Linked DNA regions of Mus musculus: region 2 is linked to region 1. Evidence: chromatin loops called from intact Hi-C (ENCODE). Cell type or tissue: left cerebral cortex. All regions are shown on one strand. Each heading gives the region's core, and the rest is flanking DNA. Links, peaks and the distances in the headings are about the cores only. Region 1 overlaps Septin5 (septin 5). Region 2 overlaps Zdhhc8 (zinc finger, DHHC domain containing 8).

Evidence for each region. A loop is a pair of places that touch in the nucleus more often than their neighbours do. Peaks named below come from ENCODE experiments on the same cell type or tissue, not always from the same donor. Only the 100,000 strongest peaks of a DNase experiment are listed, where the experiment ranks them.
Region 2: it touches region 1 in a loop (4-fold over the local background); 1 of 42 quality-filtered maps calls a loop at or near these places.

The regions. Positions count from the first base shown.
Region 1 is chr16:18,625,019-18,627,917 of GRCm38, reverse strand. It overlaps Septin5 (septin 5), which reads left to right. Exons shown (of 12, transcript NM_213614.2): 3 at 2,477-2,573; 4 at 2,663-2,749. Among named protein-coding and RNA genes, the nearest start is that of Septin5, 3.5 kb to the left of the region's middle. In left cerebral cortex, for the core only: a CTCF peak has its summit at 1,202 (motif pointing left); DNase peaks (open chromatin) are centred at 531, 1,300 and 2,046; H3K4me3 peaks cover 2,500 bases; H3K27ac peaks cover 2,333 bases.
Region 2 is chr16:18,228,285-18,231,183 of GRCm38, reverse strand. Zdhhc8 (zinc finger, DHHC domain containing 8) reads left to right here. Exons shown (of 11, transcript NM_172151.4): 2 at 2,428-2,549; 3 at 2,713-2,870. Among named protein-coding and RNA genes, the nearest start is that of Zdhhc8, 5.4 kb to the left of the region's middle. In left cerebral cortex, for the core only: a CTCF peak has its summit at 1,349; DNase peaks (open chromatin) are centred at 432 and 1,363; H3K4me3 peaks cover 1,049 bases; H3K27ac peaks cover 2,373 bases.

The DNA of each region.
Region 1 (2,899 bases), core at 130-2,629:
TACTTAGACAGGCTGTTTGGCTGGGATGTCCCCTAAGCATGTACATTCCCAATGAACAAGTTGAAAGGCAGTCAGTCTAAGACCTACTAGGTCTGTTCAGCATCAGGGTATGGTTCAGCCAAGGGCATCTGTGTGCTCTTCCAGAGATGCCCGCCCTAGGTCGGAGATAGCAACCTGCCTAGGTGATGCTGGGCTGAGAGCTGTGTTTGCGGTGATTGGGGTGGAGTGGGGGGTGAGGGGGTGAGGGATAGGACTCAGTCTAAATGCTTCATGTAGGTCAGACAGGAACCAGTAGCCACTTTCTGGGAGCCAGAACTGGGAGGCTTCTTTTCAGCCCTGGGATGAATGGCTCTCCTGTTGCAGCTGTGGGCTCAGGCTCCTCCCCAGGTGCTAGTCACCCCGGGGGTGCCCATAGCAAGACCCAGGGTGGAGGCCCCTCCAGGAAGCTAAGACGGTGAGGCTTCATGGAGGAGGGGTGGTACCTGCATAGAGGAGGGAGGTCTCCTGGTCCTTTGCCCACTCTGGACAGTGGCTTGTCTAGTTTCTTGCAGCCTGGGGCTGGAGCTCTGATTCTGGTGGGGTTAGAAATGAGGACTGAGGAAAAGTTTGGTGGCTCACAGCCAATGGCTTCCCAATTCCTGGAACATCTGGTACCTAAAGTGTTGGCATGTTGTGGGCAGAAGTTTTGCCTAGCTGAGGGCTAGCTAAAGCTTCCAAGCTCTGAAGGAAGCCGGCCATCTGAACTCTGGCCACTGCATCCCAGGCACCCTTAATTTGTTTTTTTGAGATAGAGTCTATGTAGTCCTGACTGTCCTGGACTTCGCTATGTAGACCAGGCTGGCCCAAAACTCAGAGACATCCGCCTGCCTCTGCCTCTCAAGTGCTGAGATTAAAGACCTGTTCCCCTCACCCACAGCAGGGCTTAGTAGGGGAGATGCGCTCTGTCCTCAGTGCATATGAAGATGCCACGCGGGAAAGAATTTCCCCCAATCACCCGCATGTGCACAAACGCAGGGGGCGGGTAGGAAGGAGTGAGCCTCAAGGAGTGGGGAGGGGTGTGTCTGTGGGTAGTTTGGTTGCCGAGGCATGCATGGTTCAGGGTTTTCGGGTGAAGAGCAAGGAGAGGAAGGTGTTGGCTGGGGCCGCTTCCCCCGCGGTTGCATGTGAGTCCGGAGCGTTCCGCAGCGCCCTCTTGTGGGCGGCAGCGGCGCGACGTCCCAGAGGCAGAGTTCCACGACCGCAGACACCTCGCCGCCCGCCTACGGACGGTCCGGACGCGGCCTCGGGTGCCACGGCTGCGCTCCGGCTCCACGCGGCGCCCCCGCCCGAGCGCCTCGGTCGGGCCCTGCCCATCGCAGCCGTTTTCTCGAGGCTCCGCCTGCGGCCCAATTTCCAGGCGACCGTTTCCCGGCGACGGCGGGCGGGGCGGTCCCCTCCGCCGCTGCCGTGGGCCCGCGAAGCCCCGCCTCGTGCTCGCACTGGAGCCGCTGCTGAGCCTCGACGCGGCCACAGCCCGCGCCCCCCGCGCAGAGGCAAGGGAATGGCTCGCAGGACTTCTGAGGTCAGCGGCCTACCAGGTGGGCGACGCTCCCTCTCCGGGGCTCAGTTTTCGCGTCTTCAAAACCCGAGGCAGAAGAGGGCTTAAGAGCAGATTTACCCAGCGCAAATCGCTCGAGATCGCTGGCCCCGACAGGCCTGACCCTGGTGTAGGGTCTGAACGAGGCCGTCAGGGCCCGCGGGGTCACCACGATGGACTCACTGGCAGCACCCCAGGACCGCCTGGTGGAGCAGCTGCTGTCGCCGCGCACCCAGGCCCAGAGGCGACTGAAGGTGTGTGTGTGTGTGTCTGTGTGTGTAGAGAGAGGGTGGAATCTGGGTCATGTATTCAGTCTTGCTTGGCCAAGACCCTCCGGCTACCACAGAAGGTGGCGGGGGGCTCCCAGGGCAGATGTCCACTGGGGATAGGTGCAGGCAACACAGACCTTTGGCGGGGGAGGCTCGGTACCGCAGTCTATAAATAGCCCTCGCTCCGATGCTGCTTCAGGAACCACCACCCCCAAGCTTGGATCTGGGCCAGACAAGCCACCCACCTTTGGATACTCCGGGGATGAATTTGTGCTGAGGTCTGGCTATTTCCACCCATAGAGGTCCTTGGATGTGTCTGAGGGGTCTCAGTGGGTCCCACCACCCACCTCAGAGGATGCTCCTGTGGGGCTGACATTCCTCATTCCCCACCCCCCAGTCTTGGGGTTCTGCTGAAGCTGGAGTGGGGTGCCTTTTCCTGCTACCCCCTCACATACCTTCCTCCTTCCAGCCTCTGCTTACAGAGTCCTCACTCCATTTTTGTTGACAAAATGACCCTTGCTAGGGGCTGTGCTTTCTGCTCGTCTGAGCAACATAAGAGATAGGGCCTTGGGCTTCCACCGGGAGATAAGGATATGCCACTGACCTGCCCCCCAACCACCCCTGCCCTCAGGACATCGACAAGCAGTACGTTGGCTTCGCCACACTGCCCAACCAGGTGCACCGCAAGTCCGTCAAGAAAGGTTTCGACTTCACGCTCATGGTGGCCGGTGAGTGGCCAAACTTCTAGGTGGAGCCCCGTGGGCCAGACTGTCTCAGCCCCAGTCTAATCCAGCTCTTTGACTGTTCCTATGGCCAGGTGAGTCCGGCCTGGGGAAGTCCACCCTTGTCCATAGCCTCTTTCTGACCGACCTGTATAAGGACCGGAAACTGCTGAGTGCTGAGGGTGAGTAGCCTTCATGAAGTCACCGATCCACTGGCCCCTGCCTTGAGAAACCTCAGAGGGCACCCACACTCTGCCTGAGGCAAGGACCCCTGACTGGGGATGAGGAGGAGTGGCCCGGAGTATACATTCAGACAGAGACTGAAGCCAAGG
Region 2 (2,899 bases), core at 246-2,745, 400 kb after region 1:
TGGTGTGTGGGCCCACAGTGTCTACATGCAAGTCTTCCTGTGTGTACATGTGTCTGCAGCTGTTCGTTGTTCACTCATGTGGAATAGTTGTGCTTTCATATGGTTGTGAGCTGTAAGTTTGTGCTTCTGTGCCTTTGTGTATGTGTGCCCATGTTTCTGTATGTGCCAGTATGTGCTGTGCTCCCCCACAACCCTGTCCTTGCACACAGGCTTTCTAAATGTGGACCTTATGCAGCACCCAAAGAGGACCCAGGTCAAGCCTTAGGAGCTTAGAGACAAGGACAGTGACTGGACTCGAGCTCAAAGTGTATCAGGCCCCCTGACACATAGCTGGCGCATGCGCGTACACACACACACTCCTGGCTCTGCTATGTTTATGCAGGCGGTGCTTGCTCATGTTGTACAGAGGTTGTCCAGTACCTTAATACTACTGAGGTGCCCTACCAGTGCAAACTGCCAAACATAGCTCAGGACTGCCCCCTTGCTCCTCACACATCTCACTCAGGGCAGCTGTCTAGCCCAGGTGGTCCGCTAAGGAGCTAAAGAGGCAATACAGAAATACAGGCCGCCCGGCTTGGATAACGCTCCAGTCCTGGGACTATCCCCTTTCTATACATAGGCAGTGTACTTCTGAGCCAAGCCCAACTGATGACTAGGGGGTAGCCTGGCCCCAATGCCTGTGCTCTTCAACTTCTTGTTTATGAGAAGGACAGCAGTTGTGTCCACTTCATGGCGAGGAGGAACCGGAGTCTATCCGAGCCTGGTCTTCCCATGTACACCCCCACCTGCTTCCTTCACACCTGTCTCTCCTCTTTACAGCACCCCTGCAACCCCTCACTACTTCTTGCAGGTGGCACTAGCTTTGACATTATGCTTTTGACTTTGTAGCATGAGGTCTGAATTTTCACTTTGTACTAGTGTGGAACTAACCCCTCTCATCGGACACCCAAGTCAGGCTAGAGGGCACCCCATCCCTAGAAGGCTTGACTGCTTCACTCAGAGGTCTCTCCCTACCTACCAAGTGCTTCACCGCTGGGCTGTGAGTCTCATCGTAGGGTGCCACTGTAGCTTTGCTGAACAGCATGGATTGGAGGGCACAGACATGTTGTCTGTGCTGTTTGTGTCAGAGATGGGGAAAGTAGAGTGAACGTTCCAGGCTACAGGTTGGGTCCCATCTCCTGCTGGACCCTCATGGGTGTGGCCTGTATTGTCATGCTGTATGTCCATGCTGGTCCGGGAAAGAAGATGGGGTATCATGGCTGGTGGCCCCATAGAGGGTGCTGCCGTGGGAAGCAGGAGCTTTAAATAGCCTCTTGCTTTCCACTAAAAATAGTTCTGCTGCCATGGAGGTGGTTGCTGGGGCGGCGGGCCTGGCTCCTGGCCAAGGCAGGCGTGGGCGCACAGTGTGGACTGTGCACTCGGGTGGCGGGTAGCTGCAGGCTCTGCAGGCGGCCACCATCACTCCATCTTGCGGTCAGGGCAACCGGGAGAGAAGCCCCACTGGTCTGGCTCCACAAATGACCAAACACAGGCAGGAAATTAAACCCCTGTGTGTACCTCCCCACCTGTCTCAGCAGCCAGTGACACAGAAGGAAACACAGACTCCTGGGACCAGAGGAGCTCCTTGAACTCTGGGTGGACTTACGTAGCCACTGCAGAGTCAGGGCTCTGCGTGTCTCTGTGGAGGGGATTCTGGTGAGGACAGAGGCAGATGTGCAGAGCTCTTACTGTGAAGTTACAGAGATACACCTTCTGGAAGGCCTCTTGGGAAATGGGGTCAGAAAGGAAGCCTTGGCTCCAAGTGCTGTGGGCTGGTGAGAGATAGAGTGTGTGCTTTTCCAGCGTTTTAGCTCTCCTGTGCTACCACCTGGCAAACAAGGTAACAAACCCAAAATCAGGGTCTGCCAGGACTAGAGCTGCACCCTACAGAACAAAGGAGGATGTGCCCAGCACTGGCTGAAGCAGGGTTGTGCCTCTCCATACCTCAGCAAGTGCCCTGCTGTCCGCACAGCTCTGGCATGGCCTGACTCTAGCTGCTGGGTAGCATACTGGCCAATGAATTCCCACTCCTGTCTGGGGCCCTCAGGAGTACGGTAGCCTGGGCAAGTTGCCGGTAGGTTGGCTTAGCTGTGTGGCCACCCCAATCCTGTGCCCTAGGCTAATGGACCTCTCATAATGGAGTCATTTCCTCAGCTGTGACTTACGTTCTGGACAGTAGCCCTGGGGTTGCCAGGGTTGAAATTAGTGCAGGGAGCTTAACACTGAGCAGATGGACACAGCCAAGGCCTAGTGATAGCTAAGATCTATCTGCTTGTGTGCCTGCCTGGCAGTGGCCTGGTGGGCCCAGAAGCATACATATGGCTGCGTCTCAAAATTCTGACCTTGCCTCCTTCACATCCCTGGTTCTCTGCCCATTGTCCATTGTAGGTGCCCATGGTTGACAAGAGCTGTGTCTCCAGCTATTCCTGTCTACAATGGCATCCTCTTCCTCTTTGTCCTGGCCAACTTCAGTATGGCTACCTTCATGGACCCTGGAGTCTTCCCCCGAGGTAGGGCCCTGTATGGGGCAGCTCATCTGCTTCTTGTCACTAGAGTGTAAGTGGCTGATTGGGGATTCACAGTAGGTGGGCTGGGCAGAGATTAGAGAGGTCCTCTCCAGCTAGGAAACTCACCTCCCTGTACTCTTGCCACCCTACTGGTCCTGATGTCCAGCGGACGAGGACGAGGACAAGGAGGATGACTTCCGGGCCCCACTGTACAAGAATGTGGATGTGCGGGGCATCCAGGTCCGCATGAAGTGGTGTGCAACGTGCCACTTTTACCGTCCACCGCGCTGCTCACACTGCAGTGTCTGTGACAACTGTGTGGAGGTGACCACCCCTGCCCCTCCCCACACCAG